2 separate regions of the Mus musculus genome follow, and region 1 is linked to region 2. A link is a loop called in an ENCODE intact Hi-C map of the cell type or tissue named here. Cell type or tissue: left cerebral cortex. All regions are shown on one strand. Each heading gives the region's core, and the rest is flanking DNA. Links, peaks and the distances in the headings are about the cores only. Region 1 holds the start of Aamp (angio-associated migratory protein). Region 2 holds the start of Zfp142 (zinc finger protein 142).

Evidence for each region. Peaks named below come from ENCODE experiments on the same cell type or tissue, not always from the same donor. Only the 100,000 strongest peaks of a DNase experiment are listed, where the experiment ranks them.
Region 1: it touches region 2 in a loop (2.5-fold over the local background); 2 of 42 quality-filtered maps call a loop at or near these places.

What each region holds. Positions count from the first base shown.
Region 1 is chr1:74,281,925-74,290,926 of GRCm38, forward strand. It overlaps Aamp (angio-associated migratory protein), which reads right to left and starts at 2,814. Exons shown (of 11, transcript NM_146110.3): 1 at 2,579-2,814; 2 at 1,962-2,117; 3 at 1,170-1,289; 4 at 487-626; 5 at 103-247. The coding sequence starts at 2,699. It overlaps Pnkd (paroxysmal nonkinesiogenic dyskinesia), which reads left to right and starts at 3,110. Exons shown (of 10, transcript NM_001039509.1): 1 at 3,110-3,213; 2 at 3,918-4,086. The coding sequence starts at 3,147. Tmbim1 (transmembrane BAX inhibitor motif containing 1) reads right to left here. Exons shown (of 12, transcript NM_027154.5): 10 at 8,828-8,923; 11 at 7,947-8,000; 12 at 6,323-7,594. The coding sequence ends at 7,448. It overlaps Gm28364 (predicted gene 28364), which reads left to right. Exons shown (of 2, transcript NR_168296.1): 2 at 1-790. In left cerebral cortex, for the core only: CTCF peaks have their summits at 2,777, 2,979 and 5,500; DNase peaks (open chromatin) are centred at 1,898, 2,385, 2,948, 3,453 and 4 more places; H3K4me3 peaks cover 2,248 bases; H3K27ac peaks cover 1,138 bases.
Region 2 is chr1:74,583,938-74,592,939 of GRCm38, forward strand. It overlaps Zfp142 (zinc finger protein 142), which reads right to left and starts at 4,091. Exons shown (of 9, transcript NM_001310668.1): 1 at 3,627-4,091; 2 at 1,447-1,760. The coding sequence starts at 1,726. Bcs1l (BCS1-like (yeast)) reads left to right here and starts at 4,352. Exons shown (of 8, transcript NM_001305652.1): 1 at 4,352-4,456; 2 at 5,549-5,941; 3 at 6,023-6,162; 4 at 6,328-6,522; 5 at 6,734-6,797; 6 at 7,023-7,192; 7 at 7,652-7,769; 8 at 7,885-8,506. The coding sequence starts at 5,622. The coding sequence ends at 8,134. In left cerebral cortex, for the core only: a CTCF peak has its summit at 4,259; DNase peaks (open chromatin) are centred at 1,285, 3,139, 3,759, 4,272 and 2 more places; H3K4me3 peaks cover 3,208 bases; H3K27ac peaks cover 2,509 bases.

The DNA.
Region 1 (9,002 bases), core at 606-8,605, 300 kb before region 2:
GTCACAGGTAAGACCAAGTATAGGGCAGGAGACTGCAATGACTGAAGTAACCCCAAGTCACTGGATCCACCTGTACCCCCAGGAAGAGATAACTGCTCTCACCATCAGGGAGGACGCGGCCACAGGTTGCAGGGCAGTTGGGGCCCTGAAAGGTCTTACAGTCACCATTCGGGACCTTCCACATCCAAGTGTTGCCATCGGCTGTGCCCGCCAACAGGACAGGAGCCCGAGGGTGCCACTCCATCCACTGATCAGAGAGGGAGGATCAGCAGGCAGGGCCTACTACCCAGCCTACCTAAGTCCATGAGCCTCATCTAAGGTGTGACCTTCTAAGGTCAGCGAGAACTTTACAGGCGAAGAGATACATTGCTAGAGCTGGGCTGCTATGGCTCTAGGCAAACTTCTCCAGGCTAGATCTGGATCCGTCTGCCGCTATCCCTCTCACTTAAGGTCCCAAAGAGTGGAAGCTCACTCCAAGGATCTCACCTCCAGGTCTCCTGCTTCAAAGGACCAGACTTCTTCCTTGGTGTCTACCTGCCATACTTTCAAAAGACCACTCATGTCCCCTGTGGCCACTAGGGTGGAATCGTGACTGAAACCAGCGCATGTCACAGAGTCTTTGTGGCCTGCAGCAAAGAGAAGTAGGCAGGTTTTAAACTCAAGTTTGCCTAAGAGATGTACCAAGTTTGAGGCCAGCCTTGCCAACATCCAAGGCCAACCCAACTATATAACCTTTAAAAAGGTGGCAAAAAAGAACATTAAAAAATACCTAAATGTTGGGGACAAGTGACCCATGCATCTAGTCACTGTTTAAAGGCAACTGAGCAGAAAAGAAAGTAGGAGGACCTCAGCAAAGAAGGGGGCCAAACTTGCTGCAGCTCCAGGGACTAGCACTCCCGTTTCCCAAGAACAGATACTACTGGCCCCACTGTTAAGCAACCAGAGCCTATCTTCTCTGTGCCTCTGTCTACTCCTACCCCAGCACCATGCTCATCTCAGCCAGCCTCTCTTGGCCTATTAGCATGTCCTGTCCAAATGCCTGCCAAACAGTTCTTCCATTGTGGGTCCCTGAATCCGGCACAAGACAGAGGCTGGTAAACGGCAGCTGGGTATTCTCAGGGGCCCCCTGCCAGGACATCCAAAGGAACACAACCTCCCCAGCCTCTCACCTGCACACTCAAAGAGCAGCTCTCCATCACCGAGCCTCCACACGAAGGCCTTGTCGTCTTCGCCCCCTGTCACTGCCAAGGTGTTGGTTTTGGGGTCCAGGCTCACACAGAACACAGACGCTGTCCCAAGACATAGTCCATGAGAATGGGGATGGAACCGGGTTCTCACCTAGAGCTCTGTCTTTCAGAACCTTCAGGAAGCACACTCCCTTTTTCCCCAAAGCCATAGCTGCTCTTTCCTGGGACAGCTGCATCCAGTTCTTGTCTGGAGCCTCAGGTTGTTAGAGAAACCCTTCCAGAGCCCACAGAGCTGTGACCTCCTCTGGAGCATAGCCCCCTGCTGTGCTGTTCCCCTTACCACGTTCTCTGAGGTGCACAGCTGACAGGACAGGCCATACCAGGCTAGGTATGAATTAAGTTATGAGAGTTTCATGAGGCTGGCATCCGAGATTATTATTAATGCCCCTTCTGGAATGTAAACTACCTTTAATTTCCACTTAGGTTACTTCCATTCACTTTCATACAAGATTTTATATATATATATATATATATATATATTTTAAAGAATACCAAGATCCAGAAAGCTAACAAAGCTGACAGACTGCTAAACAGCAGAGGTAGGATTTGAACCCAGGGGTCACACTTAACCCCAGTGCCCTATGGCCCTTCCTTTGAATATCCTGCAGGCCAAAGTAGGTGGCTTTCACTTTGGTCTCTTATAATAGCTGCCTAGGACCAACAGGCCATACTCAAAAGCCCATCTGCACTGATCTGAGATGTTCAAAGGCCTACCTGAGTGCAATGCAAAGGTGACCTCACTATCATCCGGGCCCTCCATGCTACCGACCACCCCTTCCTGGGGTTCCAAGACCCAGCCCTCGTCATTGCCCTCTTCTTCTTCTTCCTCTTCCTCAAAGTCCACGTCTTCCATCTCCTGGGCCAGATCATCTGCTTTGAGAGAAGCGTTAAAAGATGGAGCTCCAAAGATAATACAAGGAATGGGGTAAGGGTTAAAGAATGAAAAAGGTGAAGCTAGGGTGGGTCGTGTGGCCAAAGGTTAAGATGTTGTCTCACACGTACCGAGCAGGAAGAGAGCACTTGGGGGGCGGGGAGGGGGAGAGAGGCTAGGTCTGAAGATCTGGTGTTGGCCAGCGACCGTGTGGGAAGAGAGGACAGAGGGCATGATGGGAAGGGGGTGTGTGAGGGGAAGGGCTAGGGGAGGCGTCAGGGAACCCCCACCCAGCCAGGCCTAGAAACTAAAGGTGGGGGGTAGGGGAGGAGGTCTGGGAGAGAAATGTCGGTAGGAACGACCGGTAGGGAAGGGGGGAGGGGGGACTGGGGAGAAGCAGGGGTCAGAGGCCAGGGGTGAGCGCCTCTTGTCCCGTGGCCTCAGGAGCGTCAGTTCTCACCCGGGTCCGGCGGGCCTGGATCCAGCTCTACCACCTCAATGATCTCTTCATCTCCGTGAAAGCTCAGAGTCTCCAGAGGCGGGGTGTCAGCGGCCGCTCCGCTCTCCGATTCGGACTCCATGCGGCGAAAGCTACCGATCCACTTCTCTGGGCCCAAACGCCTCCCAGAGTCAGCTCTGCGCGACGACGCGGAACTCGAGCCCCTCCTCCCGGGAGGAAGTAGGCGTAGGTGACTCCCGGCCGAAAGAGCGACGGCATCCGGGCCAATGGCGACAGTGGTGGACTAACAGAGCCGCCAATCATAAGGCAGAACTAGGATGACCAGGCCGGGGCGTGGCGGGAGAGCCCAAGCTCCACCTTACATGACTCCGCCCCCAGCTGAAGGGAAACAAGCGAGCGTGCGCGCCTCCAGGGTCTCCTGGGAGGAGTAGTTCTCCGGGGCCCGCTACGCGGACTTCTGGGAAATGTAGTTTTTGCTCTGTAGGCAGGACGGAAGGCGCGGGGGAGGCCCCTTACGCAAACTACAATTCCCGACGGGGAGCGCAGTGAAGGGGGGTGGGACCCGAACATGGCGGCGGTGGTAGCTGCTACGGCGCTGAAGGGCCGGGGGGCGAGAAATGCCCGCGTCCTCCGGGGTAAGGAGAGGGACCCTCGGGAGGGCAGGGTTTTAAAAGATTCCGTTTCCTTTATATCCCACCCAGCGCGACAGCAGGAAGTCAGCATGCCAATTGCTGCCCACACCTCTCTGCAAGATCTTAGAGAGTCTGGGGGTGAAAAGATGCTCTAGAGGTCACCCAGTCCAACTCCTGCGTTTAGGTTGCGCGGCGTGTCTAGGGTCTTATTGCTAGAGAGGGTACCAAAGAAACCTTTAGACTCCCGCGCCCCAGGGGTTTCACACTCACCGCAGTGCAGAGGAAAGAGCCCTGGGCATCTGGAGGCTTGAGTTCTAGCACTGAGTAATTAGCGGTTTGACCTTGTGCGAAGCAGCTCGTCTTCGGGCTTCAGCTTCCTCTTCGACGGGATGGAGTTAGTTATCCTTAAGGATAGCTTAAGGTCCTGCAGTTTTAAAACAGTTCCCCGGATTTCCTTCATACGTATGTCTCCGGTGAGTTCCTCTGCAGTCCTTCCCAGCCTGACTTCTGAATAGAACAGCAGCGAAGCTCACTGCCTTGGCACCAGGGTGAGGAGCCCGCAGTGACGTTTAAGTAGCCTTCCAAAGGTGTCACCCGATGGCGATTTTCCCATTTCTCTTTAGATTCTTCACTGCACTTGTTACTCCAGACTGCAGTCACTCCCCTTCCTCATCTCCCATACTGACATGCCATACTTTCATTCACAGGGATCCTCTCTGGAGCCACAGCTAACAAGGCTTCCCAGAACAGGACCAGAGCACTGCAGAGCCACAGCTCACCAGAATGCAAGGAGGAGCCCGAGCCCCTCTCCCCTGAGCTAGAATACATTCCCAGAAAGAGGGGCAAGAACCCCATGAAAGCCGTGGGGCTAGCCTGGTGAGTTTAACTGCTCCCTTTGCCTACCAGTGGGGAGTGCATTGAAAGGTGTGGGGACCTAGAAACTTCTCTGAAATGCGGGTGGAGAGCTGAATCCAAGGGAAGGAAATTGCTGGAGTCAAGGGATGGACTCTCAGAAGGGGGGGGGGGGCTAGGGTGGAAAAATATGTAAAATTGGGGGATAGTGGCTTTTCTGTGGAGCAAATTGAGCTGATCTGATTTGAATTTGAGTCACTGGATTCATCCTTCCCTTTGGGAGCAGGGGTCACATTCCAATCCCAGTAATTAAGTGTCAGATTGCGTTGTGTAGAAGCTAGACGTGTTTCTGTGAATTCTGTGGATCTGATTCTGGCCTTAATACATATTACTGATTATCACTCACTAAAGTAAAAGGAAGGGAAATTAACATTTTTTTCCATCCAATGTCTGAGGTATGACAATACTTTGCCATATAACGTTTGAAGCTTTCTGAGGTAAACCTTGCATTTCCATCCCTCCAAGGAGGGAACAGAGGCTCCCAGCTGTGATTGTCACCAGCTCTTGTGGCTTCCTGTTCTTTGGCCCTTACCAATGCCCTCTTTCAGTTGTAGCTGCTAAGACTGAGAGTTGGTCGATGTACCTTAGTGGTTGTGCACAAGCTTAACACCATAAAGAAAAATAAAGAGGTCTGGCACGGGACATGAGACAGTGTATGCAGGGAGGTCCTTTGCTAACTCAGAGCAAGCCTGGGCTACTTAGGCTATCACACAGAAGCATTCAACACAAGTGAAGAGACTCATGAATATCAGCCGTCAGAGGAGAAATGAAGAGGTAGGTAGGACCACACTGGGCTTTGAGTACTATGCCTAGGAGTTTGGAGTTGGCTAGGATGTAATAGAGCACTATTACGGTTGTCTAAAGCAGGCAGCAGCAGGAGGCTCTGGTTTGTGGGGTCCCTCCAGCACTCAGCACAAAGGACAGGTAGACGTAAGATGTCTCACCACAGCATTTGTACAAGTGACAAAGCTGGCCTGATTCTTCTAGCTCCTCTGGCTCAGTGCCAGTCCCTGCCCAAACCCGGTACACATCTCCCCATCCCTAGGGCCATCGGCTTCCCCTGTGGTATCCTCTTCTTCGTCCTCACCAAGCAGGAAGTGGACAAGGACCGATTGAAGCAGATGAAAGCTCGTCAGAACATGCGGGTGTCCAACACGGGCGAGTATGAGAGCCAGAGGTTCAGGGCTTCACCCCAACAAGCCCAGTTCCCTGAGGTTGGGTCTGGGGCCCAGACCTGAGTGAGGATCACTGCAACCTTGTGCTAGACTATTGACTGCCGTCTTGTGTGGCCATGGCTCCTGAGGCCCACCAGAGGGCGCAGGATGCCCAAGCTGCTGCCAGCACCCAACTCTTCCACACCGTGGAAGGAGCCAAATGCAAATAAAGTTATTAAGTACTGACACGGAAAGGAGGCCAGGTTGAATTTGTAAGTTCCCAGGAGGGGCGGGTCAGAGTGGAAATAGCTGCTCATTCCCTGTTCCCTCACTGACCCATCTGTGTTCCCAGATGGCTGACGGAGCCACGGCAAGCCTAGGAGCAGGCTCTGGAGACCCAAGTCTTAGAGCCACTAGTTAGGAGGGTAGCTACCCATTGCAGCTGAAACTGGTTAAAATTAGTCAGGCGTACTGGTTAAAATTAGTCAGGCGTGGACATCTTTAATCTCAGCACTCAGGAAGCAGAGGCAGGTGGATCTCTGAGTTTGAGGCCAGGGTTCCAAGACAGCCAGAGCAAAATAATAAAGAGACCTTGCCCCCCCAAACAAAAGAAACCAAAAATCAAATGTAGCATTCAGGATGTGGAAGAAAATTTAAAATTAAAAAAGAAAAAAAAAAGTGCATCTAAATATGTCAACCTCTCTGGGCCATGTTTTCCTCCTTTGTAAGAGAAACTAGTTTCCAAGAGATTCTAAAGCTATGGTCTAGCCCCTTTCCTATAAAGATGGAGCTTCCCGGGGGAGTTAAAGCTAGGCAAGTTTTACAGAGGGTTCATGGCATACACGTGATCCTGCGGGGTGGCTGAGAAGCCCCTTCTGGAGCCAGTGCTCCTGGAGCCAGTGCTGCAGACTTGAGCTCCGTTCCTCAGGCAGCTTTTACCATTGCAGCAGCCTGTCTCACCCACCACCAAGAACTGTTCAGGAAAGTCTTTCTTCCAAATACTGGGTTCCCACCTTAGAGTTAAGAAAGCCACAGCAACTCAAGGGTCTTCCTGCCAAACATAAAACTTTATTACATTTCTAGTTGTGTCCCTCTGTGATATATTCAGAATCAAGTACTGGACAGAATAGCTCTAACTATGTCCTTGGGCTAGTAAGGTTTCTACCCCACCTGATAAACCGGCTTCTGTTCCCATCCTGGTACCAGCCGGAGGAGGCACTTGGATTACATAGAAAGCAGCAGCTGGCTTGAAGAGGGGGTTTTAGTCTGAAATCTCCCAATGGGAATACAGAACAGATTGAACTTGTGTACCAGAGTAGACTTCAGTGTTTCTCAGACCAGAGAGGGCACCCAAGGCGCTTTCCCTGTCCCCACTTATCTCTCACCCAGACTGCTTCCCAGCCACACCCAGAATCCCACAATCCACCTCTGTGTGTCAGAGCAAAATAGGAGGTCCCTCTAGGTCCGATTTTAAAAGCCTCAGAAGGCCCCAAGGCACTTTGGGTCTGGATGGTAGCCAGGCTGGGCGCCAGGCAGGGTGGATGCCATTCTGGTTTAGCCCCCATACTGATGAAACTCTGCTCACTGTCTTTTTTCCCCTAGCCAGATAAATAACTGATACATGTTACTGGAAGATGGGGTTGGAACAGAGAGACCCCAGGGCACAGATCTCTTCTAGCTTCTAAAGCTAAGAGATGCCAAGCCTAAAGAGTTCAGACAGCATAAGTGGCCTATGAGCACTGGAGCTGGAGGCAAAGCATCTGGCTTTATTGGATCCAGGAGGGAGACAGCTCCAGCTCCTAGCCTAGAACCCTGTGGCCGAGGTGGGAGGGGAGCCTCTTCCCCTCAGAGCTCCTGTGTTCACAGGCTCCCTACTCCCCTACACACACCCACACACACCCACCCACACACACACACAGAGTTTGGTGCATACTCGTCATGGGTAAAGGGAAGGAGATACACCTTCAGACTAGTTCTTACCAAGCCCACCAAGGGCTAAGAGGTGCCAGTGATCCCAGCATCATGGCTCTCACTGAACACAGCCAGAGGTCCTCCCATCCCCAGGACGGAGAGGAAACTGAGCAGATTACTTGAGGGGAGACGGGACCTAGGGCCCAGCCCAATAGGAAAGGGTGAGTCCCAGGCCAGTGAAAGGGACATCTCTCTTTCTCTCAGTCTCTACTTCCTACGAGCTGGAGCACGAACGTGAAGATATAGACTATATCTGTGTAGATCTGTAGGGCGCCTGTGATGTAGTCCTCCGGGCTGATGGTGTGCTTCCGGTTCCCCAGGACCAGCTGTGTGTCATAAGCCAGGAACTGCAGGGAAACCAGACATGAGTGCCAAGGAGCTCAGTGTCCAGGGTTCACTTCCTGTCAGCACGATGTCCTGAGAGCCCTGGGCCAGCCATATAGCTCACTAATGGAGTCAGTCACTAGGGAGGAGTGTGCTTTTTACATGGTTTCTGCCATTGAGCAGTTCACTTGTCTACCAGAGACTGGCACACATCTGTTACCCAGCCAGCAATGTGAACAGAGCAAAACAGGGATGTCAGAAACTTGTAAAACACCTACATAAGAAGAGAACAATTGTCCATGGCTCCTCCCCACCTCCCAAGCTGCCTAAAAGCCACCATCTCAGCTCCCCTCCCAGAAGAGGGAACTAACTTACCAGGGTGAAACAGATGGCCCCCAGAGCTGCATAGACCATGTGGAGCCAGTAAATCTGTAAAATAGCACAGTATGGCATTAGGGAGCCACGCAGAGCATAGCCAAAGCAGGCCTTGGAGACCCAGCTGACCCTGGGACTCCAGCTAGAGAGGCAGGTAGGGAAGCTACCTCTCCAGGATCCCCATCTTGCCTCTAGATCCTGGGAGAAACTGAGATTGTAATTTATCTGCCAAAGGCTGTCCCACAATGTCCACGTTAGCCCATCAGCCCAACTGAAAGCTAGTGAAGTCCAGGAATGTCTACTGGAGGTCATGGAAACAAGACAAGCCCAGTGCATGCTGTTTGAAGAGCCTGTGACAGTGAGCTCCCAGGAGCCAGCCCATGGATGCAGCTCACTGGCTCCTACAGCCCACCTTAGATACAGTTTAGAGAAGCCTGTTGGCAACCTGCCACCCCACTCAACACTCCTGCCAAGTGCCTGTACACAGACCAGGACCAGCCATGGTGAGGGGGGGGCAGCACCTCTTGTTTTGATCCTTCCCCTCCAACCCTGTGTTCCCGCCTTAGCTGACTGGAAGCAAAGAACGCAGCAGAACCAGCAATCTCGGGGCCACTTCCATCCAGGCCCAACTTAGTCCTTCACGAAACCTGGTCTCGGCTAACCTATCAGTTCCTGTAGGAACCAAGTGGTGCTATCCAGGGCTTAAGGGGGCTGTGGTTTATCACCTGCCTGAGAGAAATCTGTTATACCCTAACCCAAAAGGATGGTATTGTGTTGGTGCCTGCACTGGCCAGTGGAGAGGTGTGTGAGCCAGAGCCCGCCCCTGCTCCACAGGAAGTCTGCTGCCTGGGTTCTGCCTACCCTTCTGGCAGGACACTCACATATTTAAAGATCAGCACTATGCTTGTGACAATTCCGGTCACCATCAGCACTATTCCCAGCACACAGAAGAGGCCTGTACACGAGGTGAAGTCCACCTAGCAGAAAGGGAGAAAGAGGCACGTCGATAACTGCCATCCTTAGCATCCCAGAGGACTGACCCTGAGCCCCAGTTGG
Region 2 (9,002 bases), core at 654-8,653:
TTAAAAAAAAAACAACAAAAAACAACTTAGTTTTTAACAAAATTGAGAAGCGAAAAATAGCTTCTATTTTGTAACTATATGAAATGAAGCATTCTTCCATAAGGCTATTGTTTCTCTTTATTTCTTCTTTGTGAACTACATATAGGCATTCATATTCATTCATTCATTCATTCATTCATTCATTCATTCATTCATTCATTCTCTCTCTTCTCAAGACATCTTACTGTGTAGCCCTGACTGGCCTAGAATTCACTATGTAGACCTCTGGCTCAGAACATGCAGAAATCCTCCTCAGTCCTAGAATTAGAGGTGTGCACCACCACATCTAGCTTAAAAAAACAAAGCTAAACTAAAACTAAAACCAAAAACAGTTAACTCTTAAAATTTAAAAAAACTAGCTTTTTAAAATTTTTTACTTAAAAAAAAAAAAACCCACTCATTTATATAAAATGTGTATATACAACATGCACATGTGGAGGTCAGAGGACAACTCATAGTAGTCGGTTCTCTCCTTTCACAACGTGGGCTCTAGGGACTAAACACAAGTCATCCTGCTTAGTGGCAAATGTCCTTATTCACTAAGGCATCTTGCCAGGCCCTAAACTTGCTTATGTTAAAATGTTTCTGTTCTTCATTTTTGAGACAGGGCCCCAGTATGTAACACTGGCTGGTCTTGAACTCACAGAGATTGGCCACCCTCTGTCTTTTAAGTACTGGGATTAAAAGCGCAAACCAATACATAGTCCATTTATGCTCTCTCTTTACCCCCAGAGAGAAGTGTAGAACTCTTACATGGTCTAATTACCTAATTTCCCCCAGCATTCTTTGCTATTATCTTACACTGTCAGAAGACAAAGCTTAAAACTGTAACTGAGAGATAGCAGTTAAAACACGGAGTTTGATAAAAATGAAAGTTTTAGATGTACAGAGAATAAAGAGAAACTTCCTACTGGATTAAATAATATGCCCTCCCTCTTAACAGCATGCCCTGGGTGTATGCTATACATACACAGGAGACTTGAGCAAGGAAACAGCACTTTCTTCTGGAAAGCCTTGCCAAACTCAGGATGGTTGAAGAGGCTGGGCCTCTGGCCTAACCCTTGGCTGGCTTAGGGTCAGTACAGAAGAAAGCCTCCCCAAGGACTGTAAGAGCAAGGACAAGCCAAACTGGCAGGGGTGTCAAAAAGGTTTCTTGTTCTGGATTACTGCCCAGCAGACACAAAACTCTTTTGGGATAAACTTTGCCAAGTTTGTTACAAGGCTGTATGTACCTTGCCAGCCTTCCATCAACATGCACCAACTGCAAACCAAATTATAGCATCTCAGGGTGTAAAAATAGCATGCTACCTTGTGTTCTCATCACATTCAAAGACAAGGACCAAAAATAGCACAGATGAAAAAACTCAAGGCGGTGTCCCACTGGCCTGGTAGCAACTATGTTTGTACCTGAGGTCTCTTCAGGAGCTCCTGGGGACAGAGTTCCAGTTACTGCTTCCACAATGATCTCCATGTTCCCTGGACCCTCTTCAGTAGCTGTGGCCTCTACCAGCAGGCAGCCTGGGTCAGCAGGCAAAGGTGCAAGCTCCCCAGAAGCACAGGTATTCTGGACAGGGCCCAGGATTCCATGGTTTGAGAGAGGTGGGGGAATCAACAATAGTTCAGAGCACAGTCCATCCATCTCCCCAGTGCCATTAGCCAGCTGGGATGCCAACACAGGGTCTGTCATTATCACTGATTTGTGTGCTGTGGTCTCCTAAATGCTGACAAACCAGAAAAAAAAAAAAAAAGCTATATGTACATATATATATATATATATATATACACACACACAGTTAGAACTCTTAATTTCTCTTAAGCTGGCCCACACATTTAATCATTTCCTTCTATAGCAACATGCCACACTTTATTATTCTAAACATTTTCAAAACAACATTCAATACAAAAATATGAGATTAAAAGTCAGAATTAGTAGAGAACCAACAAGCTGAGGCTGACTAAATTAAAGATTACAGGTTCTGGTTCCTGCAAAGTAACCCTGGCAACAAAACTGAGTGGGGTCAAAGGCTCTCTCTCTTACTACTCGATGGTCTCATTATTCCTCAGTATAGATATGATACGATTCCTTCACTTATGGTCCTCATTGACCTACCTCCCCAGGCATCCCTCCCACTCTGCCCTCCTAACCTGATGATCTGCCATTCTCTGACTCACTTTTTTGCTTACAGACCCTTCTACTTTCTCACCCCTCCCATTCAACCCATCAAAATCTCTTGTCTAGCTAGTCAGATACTCCTTAAGAAAACAAACATTTCTGCTATGAGTGTGTCCTAACATTCTTAATTTTCTCTTTTCTGTTGTCCTGAAAGCCTTTGTATGTAGTTCTGTCAGAAACCACACTGTGCTGTTGTTTCTCTATCAATCTCCCTTCCTAGATGTATAGTTCAGCTGTCCAGAAAATGGTGGTGGACTCCCTGAAGCTGGGGTGCTTGTCAGACACCTGATTTGGGGGGCTGAAAACTGAACTCAGGCTCTCAGAAAGAGCAGCATTTACTCTTAACCACTGAGCCATTTCTCTAGTCTCACACTTTTTAAAAAATGTGTTGTTAGGGATCAAACCCAGGGCTTTGTGCATGCCAGGCAAGCACTGTACAAATGATCTATCCCAATACTGAATGTGGAGCTTTGAGGAGTTTATTGGCATTTTTCACTTCACTGGACCCTAAGCATCAACAAGCTAGGTAAGTTAGACAAAATGGAAATTCTAGTGGACCAGCTGAGTTGCAGTAAACCCAGATCTTTTAAACTAAGGTATCAAGCCAGTGGTTCCTCAAATACAAGGTAAATTTCCAATTCACTAACTTACTAAAGCCTCCAGTGGGAACACAACTGAGAAACAAAGGTATTAAACTGCATGTCCTGTTCAACTCGACTGAAATAAATGAGATAATCTTTTTAAACTTCCAGGACTCAGGAGGCAAAGGCAGGCAGGTATCTGTGAATTTGAGGCCAGCCTGGTCTACATAGTGAGTTCCAGGACAGAGCTAAACAGTGAGGCCCTGTTTCAAACAAAACTGGGTCACTGAGTATGTGCCAGGTGAGAGTGGCTAGTTCTCATTCTACAGAATCCCTCCACGTAAAAACAGCACGAGGGCTGTAGGGATGGCGCAGTGATGAAGAGCACTGACTGCTCTTCCAGAGGTCCTGGGTTCAATTCCCAGCAACCACATGGTGGCTCGCAACTATCTGTTAATAGGATCCGATGCCCTTTCTCCTGTGTCTGAAGAAAGCAACCGTGTACTCACATACATAAAATAAACAAATATGTCTTTAAAAAGCATAACAGCAGGAACAGACAGCAATTCAAGAAGGAGGCAGGGAAGTGCACTTCCGTGGTCAGCGAGGCTTTTTGGAAATCACAGCCCCCACGGACTACTAATTATTGCTGCTCTAGGCGGTCTTCCAGCCCATCACATGGCCTCAGGAAGATGCGGGGGAGGAGGTAGGAGAGAGCCAGAAAGAAGTAACGTGCTTTTGAGACTGGAGAAGCAAGGGATACCGAAGCCTGGGGAACAAGGCAACCCTGCGTAGGCACCTCAGTTCCCACGCGCCTCTGGGCTTTGACTCACCGTGTAGCCTTGAGTCGATGCACTTGCCTCGCTTCTCAGGACCTCAGCTTTCCTGTCTGTAAAGTGGAGGCGGCGGCGACGACAGCTTTTACACTGTGGGGCGACAGCCAAGTCACGAGATACAGCGGAGGAGAAAGGCGTTTTGGAACCTGCAAGGCTTGGGATGATGCATCGTCACGGTTCTGGTCCTGAGGAGAGGCAGCGGATACCCGGGCGGGGCCCGGAGCTGTGACGCGACTGAGACGCCCGAGTCCAGCAGAGATGCGCCCGCGCCCCTCTCACCGGCGCGCTCCCCGCAGCACCTCCTCCCGCGGGCTCCACCTCCAGGGCCCACTCAAGCTGGAGCTAGAGAAACTTTTACCTTCAGCTCACAGCGCCCGCACTTCCCCTGGTTCCCGCCGACAGCCGCTCTCTCACCTCCTACCCGTGGGCTGGCGGGAGCTGCATCTCTATGGTCCGACTGGGACTGGAGTGGCTCCTCGGGGGCCTTTGATGTGGCCGCCCCCGGCCCAGGCGCCTCTAGGAATCTGACGTGTGGCAGCCACTCTGTCTCTCTTCAAGGCCCGTGCTACTCTATGGTTTCCCCTCTATGTCCTTGAGTACCCCCCTTCTGAAGCCCCAAAGCGGAACCATCGAGAATTGCAGGGAAGAGTGGCAAGGACTCCGTGGTGGGTGTGGCCGGAAGTAGATGCAGCAGTCCGGGGCGGGACTAGCGGCGCTGCCTCTTCGTAGGCCCGGCGAAACCATCGAGTGTGAGGGCCAGAGAGTCATGGAGGGAAGGGGGCGGAGTGACAGATTTCTCTCTCCCACGTTCCTGGAAGCGCGAGCAGGTCTGTGTATAGGGTGTCCGGGAGTCAGCTGCTGTGTGTCAGGGTTCGGGAGCCGGGGGCCAGGAGATCTTCGTCAGCGGCTCTCCATGCAAAGGTGCTTTGGAATTCTGGATCACAGCTCCGAGCCTTAGCGGAGGTCACGGCTGTCAATTCACCAGTGGGCCGGTGTGCCAGGCAGAGGAGTGGCAGTGGAGAAGTGTTGCAAGGAGAGGTGTTCTGGAAATAATTGCCATTTTGTCCCCTTAGGCATTGTCTTAAGTTAGGCTTAGTCACATCTTAATTGGGTTGAATTTGAAAAAGGCTCCAAAAAAAAAAAAAAAGAAAAAGAAAAAGGCTCCGTGGAAGAAGTAGACTATATGATCTCAATGAAAAAGAATGCCTAGAATAAAGGGGTGGGGGTCATTCGGTACCAACAGAACTGAGAGAGCTAGAAGTAGGTAGTGATTTGCTAGTAAAGGTACGCATTCTAATGTAGGCATCCCTGCGTATCCGGCTGTGGTATTTGAACCCAATGGGAGCAAGGCACCAAGGGTGCTGGAATACAAGTGACAGAATTGTAGCGTGTCTGGGATTGGTGGGTTTGGATGATGCAGGTGCTGAAGGTCCATTCAAATATCACCTCAAGAACCAAAATAACTTGCAAGAAATAGTTTAGGTGAGAAGTAATAAATGTCTGTACAGGACATTAGGAACGGGGTGTAAGGGAGAGGATATTTGAAAGACATTTCTGATGGTAAGGCATGTGGTCATTGACAGAGCAATGGAAAAATCACCTTTGCCGATTCCATTCAGTGGGGACCCTTCTGTCTAGCTCTTGCCAGGGACCAGAGTCTTGCCTTTCTAGTATCCTGATGTGGAGCTGGGTACATTGCTTTTTGGAATTGAGAAACTCTCCAAAATGGCCTTCTGGCAAAAGGTCTAACTGAAGAGCAAAATGGATTGAAGAGCCTGGGGTGTTTGCTGTGGCATTCCAACACCATTCCTACTCCACTGAAACACAGTCCTGCTGACCTGTCCATCTTGCTTCTGTGGGAGGGAGCGGAGCAAGATTGACTGGTCTAGTTTCTATACTAGTCTTATGCTTTCTTCCAGTTCTGCTACAATCCATCCCTCGGTTTTGACAGTGCCTCAGAGCCTATAAGCATCTGTGCTGCTTCTTTTCAAGATGCCATTTTCAGACTTTGTTCTGGCCCTTAAAGACAATCCCTACTTTGGGGCTGGATTTGGGCTGGTAGGTGTGGGTACGGCTCTGGCTATGGCCCGGAAAGGAGCCCAGTTGGGTCTAGTGGCATTCCGGCGCCATTACATGATCACACTGGAAGTCCCTGCCAGAGACAGAAGCTATGCCTGGTTGCTTAGCTGGCTTACCCGACACAGCACCCGCACTCAGCACCTCAGTGTTGAAACCTCATACCTTCAGCATGAAAGTGGCCGGATCTCCACCAAGTTTGAATTTATCCCCAGCCCTGGAAACCACTTCATTTGGTAAGATAGGAAACTAGGTAGGGCTCTGAGGAGAGGGTGGATCGATGGAGGAAATTGGGTCACTTTGACAATTTTATTCAGGTATCAGGGAAAATGGATCCGGGTAGAACGAAACCGAGACATGCAGATGGTAGACTTGCAAACAGGGACTCCTTGGGAATCTGTCACCTTCACGGCCCTGGGCACTGACCGAAAGGTTTTCTTCAACATCCTGGAAGAAGGTATGAGATGGGACAGGCAGGCTATCAAAGTGGGGAGGTTGGGCATCTGCTGCTTGGAGAGGAGGAATAAGGATCCGAGTCCTTGGGAGAAGGGTACCAGGTCAGAGCTCTACCTGACTGAAGCATCAGCATGATCAAGGGACTGTTTTACTTCCTTGCTCCCAGCTCGAGCACTGGCCCTGCAGCAGGAGGAAGGGAAGACTGTGATGTACACAGCTGTGGGGTCTGAATGGCGTACCTTTGGTTATCCGCGCCGACGTCGGCCACTGGATTCTGTAGTCCTACAGCAGGGTCTGGCTGACCGAATTGTCAAAGATATCCGGGAATTTATTGATAACCCCAAGTGGTACATTGACAGAGGTAAGCAGCAGCTGGAATCTAGCCGAGTTTGTAGCCAGGTGAAGTTACAGGAAATTCTAGCTCAGGTGAAAGGGAAAGAAAGCTCGTCTATGAGAATATCTTTTCTGCCTCTAGGACCACTAGCAGGGAATGGAGCTGAGGGTAGATGTGGACACCTGGGCCAGAGTACATGATTCACTGTAGGTCTTGTTTATCCTGGTTATATCCCTAGGCATTCCCTACAGACGTGGCTACCTTCTTTATGGGCCCCCTGGTTGTGGAAAGAGCAGTTTTATGTGAGTAGTCAAATTTTCTTGACTTTGAGTAACAGCCTTTGCAGAAAAACTGGGCTGAAATTATTAGAAGAGGAATGAATCTGGGAAGCAAGGATCAGGATAAACATGAGATCCATAGATATATATCAAGTGAGTGGTATAGGAAACAGGCCTTTGCAGCCTACCTCCTAGGACTCCCGAAGTCTTCAGGTTGCCTAGGACCTCCTTCCATGTCACTGTCCACAGAACAGCCCTGGCTGGAGAACTGGAACACAGCATCTGCCTGCTCAGCCTCACAGACTCTAGCCTCTCAGATGACCGGCTCAACCATCTACTGAGTGTAGCACCACAGCAGAGCTTGGTGCTCCTGGAAGATGTGGATGCTGCTTTTCTCAGTAGAGACTTGGCTGTGGAGAGTAAGTGTGGATGCTGGAGATGGGAAATCTTTTGTTTTTAGTTTAGTGTGCATGTGTGTGCAGGTGCACGTATGTGGAGGTTGGAGAACAATTTGAAGGCAGCTCTCACCTTGCACCCTTTGTCTCTCTCTTGTTGCCCTACTCCTGTCACTGCTTTCAACGTGCCTTAATATTTAGGTATGTGCCACCAGAAGCCACTGCATCCAGCAATTTACTTGGATTCTGAGATCACACTTGGGTCTTCGGGCTTGTGTAGCTGTTTGTCTGTTTTAACCACAGAGCTATTTTCCTGACCCAGGGAAGTAGTTATTTAAGACACTGAGGGCCAGAAGTAAACAAGGAACATTTTTGGAGGCCTAAGTCATCAACAAGAAATACTGATAAATAAGGAGTTGAAGTGGGGGCTTAGGGCACGATTTTAACTGAGACATGACTTCTCACATTCCTGTTATCCTCTAGACCCTATAAAGTACCAAGGACTAGGCCGCCTCACCTTCAGTGGACTGCTTAATGCTTTGGATGGTGTAGCCTCCACTGAAGCACGAATTGTGTTCATGACCACCAACTACATTGACAGGTAAGGAGACAGGAAGGCAAAACTTCACACCTAGGCCGTGGGAGAGTTGGTGGGTTGAGGAGACCATCTCAGGAGCTAGCAGGACTGCTGGCTGTCACTGTGCTTTTCCTCTTAGGCTGGATCCTGCCCTCATACGTCCCGGGCGAGTAGATCTGAAGGAGTATGTGGGCTACTGCTCACACTGGCAGCTGACCCAGATGTTCCAGAGGTTCTATCCAGGGCAAGCACCTTCTTTGGCTGAGAACTTTGCTGAACATGTCCTTAAAGCTACATCTGAGATTAGTCCTGCCCAGGTGCAAGGCTACTTCATGCTGTATAAAAATGACCCCATGGGGGCTGTTCACAACATTGAATCTCTGAGGTGACCCACCAGGCCATGATCTGCTCTCAAAAATTCCATAAACACCTGTCACACTAATCAGGCTTGTGCCTTTCCTCCCTCCATTGCTGTGTTTGTACTTGAGAATAAAATGAGTTGCCATAGCAGGTACCTACAAGATCTACATCTACAAATGATGGGGCCATGGCCTGAGGACAGGGGAGTGAGTGTTAATGGAAAATATACATGCAATCATGAAAGGCCACCCAAATAAGATACATTGTTGCCCTGTGTTGTGGCACACAGTCCCCTCCTGCCCCCCCCCCCCCCATTGGCTTATTTGTTTTGTTTTTGAGACAGACTTCTCTGTATAGTCCTGGCTGTCCTGGAACTTGTTCTATAAATCAGGCTAAAGATCTGCCTGCCTCTGCCTTCTGAGTGCGCCACCACTGCCCAGCTTTCATATTTCTCTTTATAGTCGCCTTGATACATTTGCTTTCCCTCTTACCCCTCCTCCCTCCAACCCTTCCCATTTATTTCTCAAATGTGTGGCCTCTTATTTGTTTTACACACACACAAAATCTGTATTTCTCCTTAAGGAATTTTTAAATTAATTAATTAAATTATTCTTTAGGGCAGGGCAGTGGTGGCGCACACCTTTAATCCCAGCACTTGGGAGGCAGAGATAGGTGGGTTTCTGAGTTTGAGGCCAGCCTGGTCTACAGAGTGAGTTCCAGGACAGCCAGGGCTAAACAGAGAGACCCTGTCTCGGAAAAAAAAGAAAAAAGGAAAAAAAAATTAAGATCTGGGCTGGAGAGATGGCTCAGCAGTTAAGAGCACTGACTGCTCTTCCAGAGGTCCTGAGTTCAATTCCCAGCAACCACATGGTGGCTCACAACCATCTGTAATGGGAT